4 separate regions of the Homo sapiens genome follow, and regions 1, 2 and 3 are each linked to region 4. Evidence: chromatin contacts called from ENCODE Hi-C or POLR2A ChIA-PET data. All regions are on one chromosome and are shown on one strand. Each heading gives the region's core, a stretch centred on a gene start or an enhancer-like site at or near the end of the contact. The rest is flanking DNA. Distances are from core to core; before and after follow the strand shown. Region 1 holds the start of DEDD (death effector domain containing). Region 2 holds the start of F11R (F11 receptor). Region 3 holds the start of ATF6 (activating transcription factor 6). Region 4 has its middle 9.7 kb from the start of TRV-CAC1-1.

The links. A loop is a pair of places that touch in the nucleus more often than their neighbours do. ChIA-PET counts read pairs that join two places held with the same protein, here RNA polymerase II (POLR2A). Pooled maps may share reads with other maps.
Region 1: a loop to region 4 is called in a map of ascending aorta, with 3 times the contacts of the local background. The contact joins the promoter of DEDD here to the enhancer-like site in region 4. A Hi-C loop is called at or near these places in 1 of 168 maps with a recorded cell type or tissue (ascending aorta) and 10 of 50 pooled maps. POLR2A ChIA-PET finds 5 or more read pairs at or near these places in 7 of 52 experiments (HepG2, MCF 10A, Panc1 and 3 more).
Region 2: a loop to region 4 is called in a map of endothelial cell of umbilical vein, with 4 times the contacts of the local background. The contact joins the promoter of F11R here to the enhancer-like site in region 4. A Hi-C loop is called at or near these places in 1 of 168 maps with a recorded cell type or tissue (endothelial cell of umbilical vein) and 7 of 50 pooled maps. POLR2A ChIA-PET finds 5 or more read pairs at or near these places in 9 of 52 experiments (CD4-positive, alpha-beta T cell, CD8-positive, alpha-beta T cell, GM10248 and 6 more).
Region 3: a map of B cell shows a loop between it and region 4 (5-fold over the local background). The contact joins the promoter of ATF6 here to the enhancer-like site in region 4. A Hi-C loop is called at or near these places in 3 of 168 maps with a recorded cell type or tissue (B cell, CD4-positive, alpha-beta memory T cell and CD8-positive, alpha-beta T cell), 2 of 37 single-sample maps with no recorded cell type and 12 of 50 pooled maps. POLR2A ChIA-PET finds 5 or more read pairs at or near these places in 1 of 52 experiments (B cell).

Annotation. Positions count from the first base shown.
Region 1 is chr1:161,131,397-161,134,872 of GRCh38, reverse strand. DEDD (death effector domain containing) reads left to right here and starts at 2,206. Exons shown (of 6, transcript NM_032998.3): 1 at 2,206-2,322. RefSeq lists enhancers at 1,742-2,051, 2,513-3,336 and silencers at 2,072-2,421, 2,472-2,691.
Region 2 is chr1:161,018,980-161,022,423 of GRCh38, reverse strand. F11R (F11 receptor) reads left to right here and starts at 1,272. Exons shown (of 10, transcript NM_016946.6): 1 at 1,272-1,414. The coding sequence starts at 1,351. RefSeq lists enhancers at 542-1,139, 1,292-1,541, 1,842-1,891, 1,902-2,031.
Region 3 is chr1:161,764,436-161,767,702 of GRCh38, reverse strand. It overlaps ATF6 (activating transcription factor 6), which reads right to left and starts at 1,383. Exons shown (of 16, transcript NM_007348.4): 1 at 1,261-1,383. The coding sequence starts at 1,342. ATF6-DT (ATF6 divergent transcript) reads left to right here and starts at 1,556. Exons shown (of 3, transcript NR_187280.1): 1 at 1,556-1,873; 2 at 2,202-2,279. LOC124904444 (a long non-coding RNA gene) reads right to left here and starts at 1,254. Exons shown (of 2, transcript XR_007066695.1): 1 at 897-1,254. RefSeq lists enhancers at 1,376-1,455, 1,486-1,565, 3,105-3,267.
Region 4 is chr1:161,388,400-161,391,828 of GRCh38, reverse strand. No RefSeq gene overlaps it. Among named protein-coding and RNA genes, the nearest start is that of TRV-CAC1-1, 9.7 kb to the left of the region's middle. RefSeq lists a silencer at 1,548-1,767 and an enhancer at 1,948-2,147. Within about 2 kb of position 1,993, at least 34 of the 41 ENCODE cell types and tissues checked have a DNase peak (open chromatin) inside an H3K27ac peak, as active enhancers do; they include B cell, PC-3, Panc1 and 2 more, where a contact is called at or near this core.

The DNA.
Region 1 (3,476 bases), core at 957-3,456, 260 kb after region 4:
TATTTGTTTTATTTACAAAAAAACCAAAGTCTTGTTCTGTTGCCGAGAGTGCAGTGGTGCAATCTTGACTCACTGCAACCTCCGCCTCCTGGGTTCAAGTGATTATCATGTTTCAGCCTCTGGAGTACCTGCGATCACAGGTGCGCACCACCATGCCCAGCTAATTTTTGTATTTTTTGTAAAGATGGGGTCTTGCCATGTTGACCACACTGGTCTCCAGCTCCTGGTCTTAAGTGATTCACCTGCCTAGGCTTCCCAAAGTGCTGGGATTACAGGTGTGAGCCACTGTGCCTGGCCCTTGTTGCAATATCTGATAGATACATTTTATTTACTTTATTTTATTTTTTTGGAGACAGAGTCTCACTCTGTCACCCAGGCTGGAGTGCAGTGGCACGACCTCAGCTCACTGCAACCTCTGCCTCCTGGGTTCAAGCGATTCTTGTGCCTCAGCCTCCCCAGTAGCTGGGACTACAGGCGCGCACTGCCATGCCTGGCTGATTTTTGTATTTTTAGTAGAGACGGGGTTTCACCATGTTGACCAGGCTGGTCTCCAGCTCCTGACATCAGGTGATCTGCCCGCCATGGCCTCCCAAAGTGCTGGGATTACAGGAGTGAGCCACAGCACCCGGCCTATTTATTTCATTTTTTTTGAGACAGGGTCTTGCTCTGGTGCCCAGGCTGAAATGCAGTGGCGCGATCTCGGCTCACTGCAACCTCTGCCTCCTGGGTTCAAGCAATTCTCATGCTTCAGCCTCCCAAGTAGCTGGGATTACCGGCATGTGCAACCACACCCATCTAATTTTTTTTGTATTTTTAGAAGAGACAGGGTTTCACCATGTTGGTCAGGCTGGTCTCGAACTCCTGGCCTCAAGTGATCCACCCGCCTCGGCCTCCCAAAGCTAGGATTACAGGTGTGAGTCACCATGCCCGGCCCTGATGTATATATTTTAGTTAGCATTTTACTATATCTCTGTTACACTAAACGCTTTCACCAGTTTCCTTGATAGTTCTCTATGGTTTTCTTCTTTCCTTTCGGTTTGCCCCTTCTCAGTGTTCTTTTCGGCTTCCCTCATCCTATCCCGCAAATGCAGGTATCCTCTCCAGCCCACTTCATGGCTTCAACAGCTATCTATATGCACACGCACACACACCTCAAACCTTTCTTTTGAGTTCCCAACCCACATTAGCTAATATCCCAGGGGCACCTAAAACTCATTATCTCCCCCCTAAACGAGAAAGAAACTGGTATCATTATTCCCCAGTTGTCCAAGTCACAACATTCGTACCTCTTAAACCAATCTGTATCTCCCCATCCGCACTCTCCCTTCCACAGGCAGACCATCATCATCCTTGCCTGGAAAAGAGCCTCACAACTGCTCTCCTTGATTCTCCTCAATTCATTCATCCTTCACACTGCACGCAGCGATCTAAAATGCAAATGAAATTGTTCACACCTCTGCTGAGATTCTTCAAAGACTTTTCATTGCCTTAAGGATAAAAATCAATTAATTTACAAGGCTTCGCATAATCTGGTCTTCCCCTATCTATTACCACTTTCTTAAGCCACACCAGAACGTACCCGCACCATCCTCCCCACCCCCAATTCCCAACAGCCCTACACGGATCAGCTAGGCGACACTTCCTACAGGAAACCGGCGTTCAAAAGGTAAATGCTGAACAAATGAATTCCGAGACGGGATCTGGGCACCACTTTCGGCTCCGGATCCGGGTTTACGGAACGTCCGGGTTATCAGGAAGCTCAGAGGAAAGGTGAAATCCAGATCTTGACCCTTCACTCAAGTTCGCCAGACAAACCGATCCCCGTGGTATTCCGCCCTTATGAGTCATGGCTGCCAATCCCAGCCTTCCAGTGGGTCTTGAAGTCGCCACCAGCCAGCTGTGGCGCCACCAATGTTTCCCATTCAAGAATGCTATCCTCTTCGATCCCTTATTACCGCCCTAAGCAGCCGTCAAGACAAACCGGCGTTGCCAGCTTGCCCCAAAGCAAGATGGCTGCCAATCTCTATCTCTCCTCCCGAAGTGAAGCTATCCACTCCCCGATTAATGCCGCTGCCAGGCTGCCCTCACTTACTATGGCTACTCCGGCTCATGTCTCACTATGGCCTCGAAGCCGCCACTAACCGGCCGGGTTCCGGGAGGCGCCGTTCAGGATGCAGCCACCCCCGCCCGCCTGTCCCCTCCCCCACGGCCGCGGCGGCGGCGGCGGCGGCGGCTGCTGGAGCCCGGATGCGGCGCCGTGAGGCAGGCCCGGGAGAGCGGCGCGGATGGATCCAACATGGCGGCGCCGAGCCTGAGCCGAGAGTGAGGCGGAGGGGCGGCCGGAGTGGGGAGAGGGAGTCGAGCGGGACGGGGCGGGGCCGGGCGGGGCCGCAAAGGGCTTGGGGAAGGAAAGTGGAGGGGGAGGCGGTGGCGACGTCCAGCCTGAGAACCTCAAGAGAGGGAGGTGACGGGACGCTGAGAGGTGGGGGAGGGGAGCTGCCGAGGGGGGCGTGCAGGGGAGATGGCAACTGCGGGAGAGGGCAGGGGTCGAGACGGAGGAGTGAGGGCATGGGGAGGGGCGTAAACAAGGGCTGAGACTGGGCCCAGCCAGGGGTATTAGAGAGGCCGAGGTGGGGAGTGGGGCTGCGATCCGCTCGTATTGAAGGGGGTAGGAGCAGGAGGGAGAGGCTGAGGGTGTGAAGGGGAAGGGGGCTGTGGCATGTGGTTGGAGGGAGGACTGGACTCTGATGAGGGGTGTTGCGAGGAGGTGGGTAAAGGTCAGAATTGGAGTTAAGACGTTTCTGGGGGGCTTCGAAAGTGTTAAATTGGAGGTGGGAGGGGGAAGGGCCTAGGGGAGAATTTGGGTGGAAAAGGAGAGAACGGAGGCTTGGGGAATGGAGAGAGTGTCGGTGGGAGGAGGTAATGGAGAAAGTGAGAGACTGGGAGGAAGAAAGTTTGGGAGGAAGGGGAGTGGAATGGGAGATAGGACAGTGGAGCTGCACGGGTGATAGAGGTTCGGGGGTTTCCCTTTCCCCGGTGGAGAGGAGGAGAGAACAGAGTTAAGCAGCATCAGTTGCAGCCAATTCTAATTGCCAGGCCCTTAGCTTTTAAGAGGGTGGGAAGGGCAGAAGGGAATGGTCATGTGGGTTTGCAGAATTGGGGTTGGATGAGAATTCAACTGGGTTTGTTTTCCAAAAGACTCCCTAGCTTACTGTTCCCTTGTTTTTCCTGCTTGGGAAAATGGGGAAGCCGGTGTCGCCCAAGTGTGGAGGAGCAAAGGACTTTTCTAGTTTTTAGCATTAGCAATACAAGAGTGGGGGAGCAGACATGGCTATATTGGAACCCTATATGCTAAGGTGGAGGCTCTGGAAGTCTGAGGAGGGAAAGAGAAAAGATAGAGTGGCATCTAGACAGGTTAATTAAATGAGTGCTGTAGTTTCCAGACCCTTTTGCTGTTTTAAGTCTGGAAGGGAGGG
Region 2 (3,444 bases), core at 23-2,522, 370 kb after region 4:
AAAAATGTGGTCTTTTCCCTTGCAATGAGGTAATGCTAAGGAAGTTTTTTCCCCACAGTCTGCATATGCTTAGTACAGTTAAAATTAAATCATCGTAAAATAGAAACTACAACTAGCAAAGGTGTTGAGCATGAATTTCAATTAAAAATGATGTAGCAATATAAATATTAACAGAAAGTTTGAGTATCAACATTGTCTATAGAAAAAAGGTGGCTTAGTCAGCACACAACTATTAGTCACAGTGAGAAAACAAACAATTCTGAAATGTAGGGACCTGTTCACAGATCAAATATGTGTAAAGGACATATCCAGTCACCCAGAGATGTTTCTAGAGCATGTTCAGCTCAGTTTGTATCATCTGGGTGTGTTTTGTGTACATCTGTTTAACTTTCTTCTTGAGATAACGTAATTCTGCTCTTCCCAAGTTGTGTTGTTGTGGGTTTTTAAATTTTTGTTGTTGTTGTTTGTTTTTTGAGACAGGGTCTGGCTCTGTCGCCCAGGCTGTAGTTCAGTGGCGCGATCTAGGCTCACTGCAACCTCCGCCTCCGGGCTCAAGCCATCCTCCCACCTCAGCCTCCCAAGTAGCTGGGACTATACTGCCCAGGCTCCCATTTTCCAGTTGAGTGCTCCCTTTCCCTTTTTTTTCCCCTTTCTTCCTCCCAGCGTAGCTCATCTCTCAAAGCCGGTGGGGTGGACAGAGGAACAGTTTGGAGGTGGTGCCAAAGTAACATTCCATTTCTCTCCGGGTCTTCTCCCCTACCCTCCCATATTAATATTTGTTTTTTACTTGCCAAGAGGCAGGACCAAAGTTTCTGCAGGACCAAACTGCAGGTGCAGTTGCACCAAGCAACTTACATTCAAACAAACACAAAACCCCAAGCCAAGCCGGTCTCCGTAAATCCCACACCACGACTGCCTTTCCTACTTCCTCCTTAGAGGTACTTCTCAGCCCTCTAGCTCCAACTGAGAACCCAGCCAGTCAGGAAGTCGCTACTTCGGGAACACCAACCAATCAGGGGGCCGTCACCTGCTGAAGGTGCGGAATTCGTCTCCTGACGCGACAGTCTCCTGGGCCAATCTGAGGCAGCTCCTGTGGGGAAAGGCGCCAGTGCGCCGAGGCGGGGAGTGGCGGCGGGGTAACACCTGGCCGAGGTGACTCGTTCTGAAGAGCAGCGGTTCCTTACACCAATCGGAACGTGCAGGGGTGGGGAGCTGGCCAATCAGGCGCGGAGGGCGGGGCCGGGCGGGGTTCCACCTGGCGGCTGGCTCTCAGTCCCCTCGCTGTAGTCGCGGAGCTGTGTCTGTTCCCAGGAGTCCTTCGGCGGCTGTTGTGTCGGGAGCCTGATCGCGATGGGGACAAAGGCGCAAGTCGAGAGGAAACTGTTGTGCCTCTTCATATTGGCGATCCTGTTGTGTAAGTTCCCAGAGTTTCGGGAGGAATCGGTTGGTCGGGTCAGAGGTTGGAGGAAGGCTCTCCCCACGCCCCTAGCCCGCGGGAGGGGAGGAGCTCAGAAACCTTCCTATATCGTTCTGCGAATTATCTTTTCCACCCCTGGCTGGTCCCTCTTTCACCACTCTCACAGCTGGGTGAGTGGCTGGCTCCCCTCCCCCACACTGGTGAGTTGTGACCGCACCCCTCACGGCCACCAGGAGGGAGCTGACCCATCTGCACACACCAGAGGTACACTCCTCGTCCTCACTGGAGAGGGCCGTCGGGCCAAGGACCCTTCCACACTCATCTACCCAGCGCGCGCTCCACACGCACCTGGGAAGGGCCAGCCTGCCCCTCCAACGGCCACCCAGCATCCACGAACCCCGCTGCGCAGCCGGGAGCCTTGGCTCCTTTAACGGTCTTCGAAGAAAATCAAATGGAGGTGGTCTGGGGTGGAAGTCTCTTCCCCTAGCTTTTGCTGAAGGAGTCTCTGGCTCTTCTGAATCTTTGAATTGCGGCGGTTGCTCTGGGAAAATGTCTGGGTGCACAGTCTAAAGAGGAAATGCAATAGAAACCTGAAATTTCTCTAAGCGCAGCAGAGGTTCCAGCGAAGTTCCTTTATGGAATAACTACCTCAGGAGTCCTTAATACGTGTTGTTGATTGAGTGACTCTTCCCAGGGGGAGAGTGTATCTGTTGGTTGGCTGGATTCTCATCAGAGCCAGAGCTCTGCCCTCCCTCTGGCTGTGTATGAGAGTTTTTGTTTCCTTTGTAAACTCCCTTTCCTGAGGAACAATGAGGCTCACTTGCTAGGGCATGCCTCTGTCTCTAGATGTGTTTGTGTGGGGCTGAGCGTTTAGTCGGTTGGTTTGTGCGTTAGTCAACCTGTGGCAGTACCTGTGTGTTTATCTGATTCTTGAGTGTGCGTGTCGTTGTGTGAGTAGTTGTGTCAGTATGTGTTCTACATGAGTCTCCCCCCACCCCCAAGGTTCTTGTTTTAGAAAGTGTTAAATGAATGATTACAATCAGTTTGGTGTATGTAGATTCCCTGCCCTTAGATGGATTGACTGCTCATTTCTACCTTATCACAACATAAACCCTTGGGAGAGATTGGACCAGAGGCATATATCATCCTCTTTCTATTTTACTGATAAGGAAACAAGTCCAAAAGGGGAAATGACTTCAATGACAATAGAGTTAGGGGTGGAACCTGGGAATGGAACCAAACCCTCTTGACTTGCTTTTCCTTTTTCCATTCTTTGATCCAGCATCTCAGGCACCCTATAGCACAAGAACTGTTTGGGATACTGCTTCAGAATCTACTGTCTTACTTACCTTTAAACTTACTTTCCCACTAGCTTCTTCATTCATGTCTCCCTCTTTTTTTTTTTTTTTTTTTGAGTTAGAGTTTCGCTTGTTGCCCAGGCTCGAGTGCAATGGTGCCATCTTGGCCCACCGCAACCTCCGCCTTCCGGGTTTAAGCGATTCTCCTGCCTCAGCCTCCCGAGTAGCTGGAATTACAGGCATGCACCATCACGCCCGGCTAATTTTTTGTTTTTAGTAGAGATGGGGTTTCACCATGTTGGTCGGGCTGGTCTTGAATTCCTGCTCTCAGGTGATCCACCCGCCTCGGCCTCCCAACGTGCTGGGATTACAGGTGTGAGCCACCGCGGCTGGCCATGTCTTCCTTTTTTTCTACTCTTTGAGTTCCCTTTTCTTTAATTTCCCTTTTTTCCCTACCCCTTGCCTATTTTACTTCTGCCTGTATTTTAGAACTGCTAGTGACACCCATAGTCAATTTTTGGTTATGTGGTTCTGGTACTAAAGGTTTTTCCAACCTTTGTACTGTGCCAGTATTTTTCCCCTAAGCCCAGAAGTTTCTTCTGTGTGAGTGACTGTATTTGTAACAGTGTTTGTCTGTGACAGTATTTGTCAGGCTTAAAAGCTTCCTGGAGCTGCTTACTCCCTATCCTTTGCCACTGCTTCCTTTCTTTTTTCTCCCTCTAATTTCCT
Region 3 (3,267 bases), core at 134-2,633, 380 kb before region 4:
GGGTACAGACTTTGGAGGTAGAAAAACCTGGTCTGATCCTTCTTCTGCCACTAACTAGCTCTAAGAATCTGAGCACAAATTCTGTTAGCCTCAGTTTCCTCATCTCTAAAATAAACAGTACCTCATTGGACTGTTGGTAGGATTAAACAAAATACTTCATGTCAAGAGTTTAACAGGGTCCCTGACACAAAGAGCTAAATAAATGGTTACTGTCACTAATGCATTTGGCTTGGGAAAATGGGAATAAAAAATCTTAAGTTTTCCAGCAACTCTTAAAAAATCTACCCAAGGATTAAAATAAATCTCCAATAGAATATAGTTTTAGAGAACATCTGTCCTTGAAACAATTAAATGACTTTGTTCAATAAAAAGTTGAGATTCCTTCCACTCCTGCTATTGAGAATGCTGATCCAAGGGAGAAAGATAAACTGGGTTCCCCCCAGTTCCAAGGCTGATGAGTGGTGTAGGCTCACTAGCGGGCCCATTTGGGAACCTACACAATCCCAAATTCATATTGGAACCTAAGAACAATATTACTATTATATCTTGCAATCAAGAGGAGAATAAAAGTCTCCTCTAAATACTTAGATAACAAAGTTTCTTCATTCTCATTTCCACTTCATCCCATTCCACCCTTCCTGACCACCAAAACCAAACAAAATATCCATTAACAAGAAAATTAAGAGCTGTATCTGGAGAGCAGTCAGGATTACACCATAAGTATTAGGTGTAGCTAAGCAGGGACCCGAGGTCAGGTGCTTGGGTGTTTTGCTTTTCTGCCAAGACGGACATCAGGCTTAAACCAATAGTAAAAGCTGTAAGATTAGAATTTCTTGTATATAACCACATTCTCTCATATACACCAAACACACAAAAACCCACTCCATTGTGCTCACCGCCCACATTTCACACTCAGGAAATAGCTTGTAGCCTTTTTGGCGGTCCCAGCCATTTTGCTCTAAACCTCCTAAAGACGTCCAGTGTTAGCCACACAAAAAGATCACCCGGTACTTCCCCAGTGGGAATAGTGAAAAACGACAGTTAACTCCAGTTAGACAATATTCTACTCTCCCTGTGGCCAGGACAGAAGCCGAACGATACTCCCAGACTCTTCCAGGGGCACGAACAGGAGTGACGAGGGGCCTCACTCCCCAGGCAGGGTTGGTCCACACCTGTCACCACGAGTGGGCGGAAGTAGGGAGGAAGAAACCTTTAGACGCGAACCCGAGCCACCCTGGTACATTCTCAGATCCCACTCACCCCAATCTTCATCCAGCCTGTGAAAGAGTCCCGGGCTAAAAGGTGACTCCATGGTGCCGGCAACCCCAGCCGGCTCCCCCATTTCACAAGTTCCTTCTCCCTGGAACTCCGTGATTAATATCTGGGACGGCGGCGGCAGGCGGACAAAATACTCCGTAACGCTGACGAGACGGTGGCCTAGTAAAGACAAACTACTTTTGCCGCACGAGGGATTTGTACGACACAGGAAAACGTCAGAGACTAAGCAAATTTGAATAGACCTCTGAGTAAATATTTCCCTTTTGGAGTTTTCAGGACTTTCTGTCCCGCTGTTTTATGGGGAAGGCGGGGGAAGACACGCAGACATCAATTCGACTAAACAAAGTTTATCAATAATATTAAAAATAAAAAGTAAAGCCCCTTTCTGAACATTATGGCTTATTCCTTGATTATCCTTCTTAATGCCACAGCGTGGCTATCTCAGAACAAAATTAGAGACTAACAGTAAATTTACTTTAATTTTTACGAATAATTCTCTATCAATGTAAAAATTTTTCATATACGCGTGTATGAAAGAAAAACACTACTATTTTTCCACATTCGTGAAAACTGCTTAACTGGGACAGTAACCGAGGTAAGTGGTACTATAAAACATACTTCTAGAAAGACTACTTTTATTTAAATAAATTGAAACAAAGCAAATATAAAAAGATAAACCCCCCAAATTTATCTCCTAAAGATAAATTTCTAAAGCATAGTATTTAGTCAAAGTCCAAGCGAGTCTACCCTAAGACCTACAGTAATCGAAGTTCCCAATATTTGTATTACTAAAGATTCGGGTTTTATTTAAAGGAAAATCACATACATCACGAACTCCAACTGAAAATATGAACTGAGTTTGATAAAGCAGTTTCAAGAACGCTACTTAAGAGAATTTCTTTTTCATCCATTTTAAATTTCAGCGGCCAGTGAATATTTAAAATACTGTAACCGACGAATACGTATGCTTCTAGGACCACGTGGAATCTTTCCCATGGTAGGTAAGCAAAACAAATGTGCTTCCCAGAACCCTCCAAACTGCTCGTGGGTATATTACTACAGATTACATAATGCAGCAGCGTTCCGGGACGCAAGCCCAGAAAAAGATAATTAAATCCCCTTACGTCAGATGTAACTACTTTTGTCATTAGAAAACTAATAAATTTTCACTTAAGGTGAAATTTATAACACTTTAATTCTCACCCAATTACAAATTCAAAAATTGACATAAAAAACTAAAATAAGGCCGGGCGCGGTGGCTCACGCCTGTAATCCCAGCACTTTGGGAGGCCGAGGCGGGCGGATCACGAGGTCAGGAGTTCGAGACCAGCCTGGCCAACATAGTGAAACCCTGTCTCCACTAAAAATACAAAAAGTTAGCCAGGCGTGGTGGCGGGCAAGTAGCTGTAATCCCAGCTACTCGGGAGGCTGAGGCAGGAGAATCGCATGAACGCGGGAGGCAGAGGTTGCAGCGAGCGGAGATCGCACCACTGCACACCAGCCTGGTCGACATTGCGAGACTGCGTCTCAAAAAAAAAAAAAAAAAAAAAACCTAAAATAAAATAAAATCATCGAGTCTTCTGTATCCCACTAGACACCTTAGTCTTTTAAGAAAATCACCATGACAAATCGCCAATTTTTTTAATTTCCAAAAGATTTTATTTTTATTCAAAAAGTGCAAGTAATTATGAAACAAACATTTGTGACCTATCACCAAGAATTTAAAAATTTAACATTTTTCATTTTTGTCCCAGATTTTTCATAAGAAATTAAATACTACAGAATTGAATTCCTCTTTCCTCCCTGCTTCATTTTCCTCCCTTGGCGTAGGCCACTTCTACCATGAATTTTATGGGTATAAAATTTTATTTTATAAAAATAAAAGTGTAATTCTAGTCCACTTTTATTTTTAGTTTTACGGTGCTTAAACATGTTTATAGACACATGCATTTAGTGTCATTTGGGTTTTTTTAATGTATGTAAACTTTA
Region 4 (3,429 bases), core at 744-3,243:
GGCAGAATCGCTTGAACCTGGGAGACGGAGGTTACAGTGAGCTGAGATCATGTCACTGCAGTCCAGCCTGGGCAATAGAGTGAGACCCTGTCTCAAAAAAAAAAAAAAAAAAAAGCAGAAGATTCGGATGAATTACTTTAAGGATGTTATGTCCAATTGCTGATGCCCAGAAGTCTGGTTGTTCAAGGCATTATCGGAGACTGAAGAAACATAGACTTTTCCCCTCAGGTCTCTGAAACTCCCCCTCCTTTACTCTCCAGCTGCATAAAAACTCCCCACTTCGGGCCAGGCACAGTGGCTCAAGCCTGTAATCCCAGCACTTTGGGAGGCCGAGGCCGGCAGATCACCTGAGGTCAGGAGTCTGAGAACAGCCTGGCCAACATGGTGAAACCCTGTCTCTACTAAACATACAAAAATTAGCCAGGCGTAGTGGTGCACACTGTAATCCCAGCTACTAGGGAGGCTGAGGCAGGAGAATCACTTGAACCTGCAGCCTCGACGTTCCAGGCTCAAGGGATTCTCCCACCTCAGCCTCCTGAGTAGCTGCGACCACAGGCGACTGCCACCACACCCAGCTAATTTTATTTTATTTTGTAGTGACAAGTCTTATTATATGCCCAGGCTGGAAATTCATCTTTTAATTCCCATAGGTGAGCCCTCTGCCAAAACAGTAGTAAAAAGCTGGAAGTACTTTAAAGCCCAGCTGTAGAAAGAGTTTTAAATCACTCATTTTGCATGTCATCCTGCTCTTGGACAGATTCAAGACTTACTGCTAACTGAAAAGATGGGTGAAGAGTAGTGTGTAGTGTGGGGTTTTTGAGTAAGGGGAAAATGGAGGAAATATATTTATGCATATTAATATATATACATGTATGGGAACCTCCCACACGAGCGGGTTCCCAAAATATTAGGAAAAATAACAATAAAAATAATGCAAATACAAACAACACAGTATAACTACATTGTATTAGGTATTACAAGTAATCCATAGCTGATTTAAAGTGTGTGGGAGGATGTGCGTAGTTGTAGGTAAATACTATGCCATTTTATAGGAGGGACTTCAGCATCCGCAGATTTTAGTATGGGGTGCTTGCTGTCCTGGAGCTAATCTGCCTGCGGATACCGAGGGACGACTGGAGATCATCTAGGAAGGGCACGCAAAAACCCTAACAGTGGTTGCTTCGGGGAAAGAGAATGGGGGAACTCAGGGTAGGGATGCAAAAGAGACTTGCCGCCGCGAATCACGCCGAGGTGCCCCGCATCCAGCCCTGTGCTCCCGCCCCGGTCCAGGCGCGCTGCCAGGCAGAGTCCCTTGCCCAGCCCCAGAGAAGGCAGCCCATCTCCTGGGCACCGATCCTGAACGTCGGCCAACCTTGCAGGCCTAGCGAAGACCCCAAATTCGACGCGGCAGGCCTGAGGCCTGGGGAAAAAGTGACCCGAATTTCCCGCAATCTCAAGGACACCCAGGGGCGCTCCAGCCCCTCACAGCCCTCCTCCCTCATTCACTCTCACGCCTCGCCTCGCCTCCGGCTCCGGCCTCTCCGCGCCCAGTCACTCCCACGCCCCGTCACTCCCACGCCCCGCCCCTCCTCTCACCCGCGTAGTGCTCTCAGTCTCTCTTGCGCCCCGCCCTTCTGCCCTGCGTCACTCGTGAGCCCCGCCCCTCCTCTCGTCCCGCCCCCCTCTCGTCCCGCCCCTCCTCTCGTCCCTCCCCTCCGCTCGCCCCTCCCCTCCTCTCGTCCCGCCCCGCCCTTCTGCCCTTCGTCACTCGTGAGCCCCGCCCCTCCTCTCGCCGCGCCCCGCCCCACGGCTCGCAGAGGTCCGGAGCTTTCCCGTCAGCAATGAGTCAAGACCGGAAGTCTGGGAAAGGGTGCTCTCAGTTCCCGACAGCGGGGGCTGGACAAGACGGAGACGGTACTGGCAATACGTCGGTTGAAGGGAAGCGGAGCGGAGCACGCGCGGGCTGTGACGAGGGAGCGGAGAAACAGCTGTCCCGTTAGCCTCGTGTTGACGTCCCGGGTTCAGCCCCAGGAGGACGAAAAGACTGTGCCGTGTCCTTCCCGAGGGGAGTGGCGTTCCCATTGACCTGCATACCTCACCTCATACTCGTGCGTGGACGTGTTCCAGCCAAGTCCCGTTCACTCCAGCTCCTCCGTCTCCACCCTAATCCTAATTATTGGTGTTTCGTTTGAAAGGGTTCTGTGAATTTGTCAAGCAGGAAAATTTGGGGTCCGACAGAATTAAGCAATTCTCTTTAATTAAATAGCTTGCGGAGTCTTTAATTTGTTAATATGCATTTTTCTAATCGTAACTAACTTTTGCTTTACATTTACTTTTTTTTTTGAGACGGAGTTTGGCTCTTGGCTCTTGTTGCCCAGCCTGGAGTGCAATGGCGCGATCTCCGCTCACTGCAACCTCCGCCTCCCAGGTGCAAGCGATTCTCCTGGCTCAGCCTCCCGAGTAGCTGGGATTTCAGGCATGTGCCACCACGCCCAGCTAATTTTGTATTTTTAGTAGAGATGGGGGTTTCTCCGTGTTGGTCAGGCTGGTCTGGAACTCCCGACCTCAGGTGATCCACCCGCCTCGGCCTCCCAAAGTGCTGGAATTAAGGCGTGAGCCACCACCGTGCGTGGCCTGCTTTACATTTACTTTCTGTAAGGCTAAGTAATTTACAGTGTCATCTAATCCTTTTAATAATCTTATGAAGTAACCATTATCAAGATATTACAGATGAAGAAATAAAATTGTAGAGACATGCCCAAGATCCCCTTATATTAAGTGACGGAGCTAAATCCAAACCCAAATCATTTATACTGATTGCCCGCAAATCCCTTTTTACACTGGTGCATCACTTGAAACCAGTCCTACAAAGAATGTGCTTTTATCTTGGAGTCCTTGGAGAGGTAAACTGAGGTTCGAACCAAATAAAGGAACATGAGCCCCGGCCCTACCATGGAAGGGGTGGATTGCCTAGCTTCTTCTGGCCACAAGGTGAGGCAGTGAGGAAACTGCAGGAGGCTGGGTTTGGGGTCCCAGCAGTACTTCCTGCTGCCTTGAACAAATGCAGCTGCTCACTTTTACACCCCTTGCAGAACACTCCCCAAATATACCAGTGAAACCCTGAAGGCAAGGCCAGTGCTGGAAGGAATCTAAGCCTCCTGCTCCTGAGGGAAAGGATTTTATTTATTTATTTTTATTTTATTTTTGAGACGGAGTCTGGCTCTGTCGCCCAGGCTGGAGTGCAGTGGTGCTATCTCGGCTCACTGCAACCTCCGCCTCCCCTCCCGGGTTCAAGAGATTCTCCTGCCTCAGCTTCCAGAGTAGCTGGGATTACAGGCGCACGCCACCACACCCGGCTAATTTTTGTATTTTTGGTAGAGACGGGTTTCACCATGTTGGTCAGGCTGGTCTCGAACTCCTGACCTCATG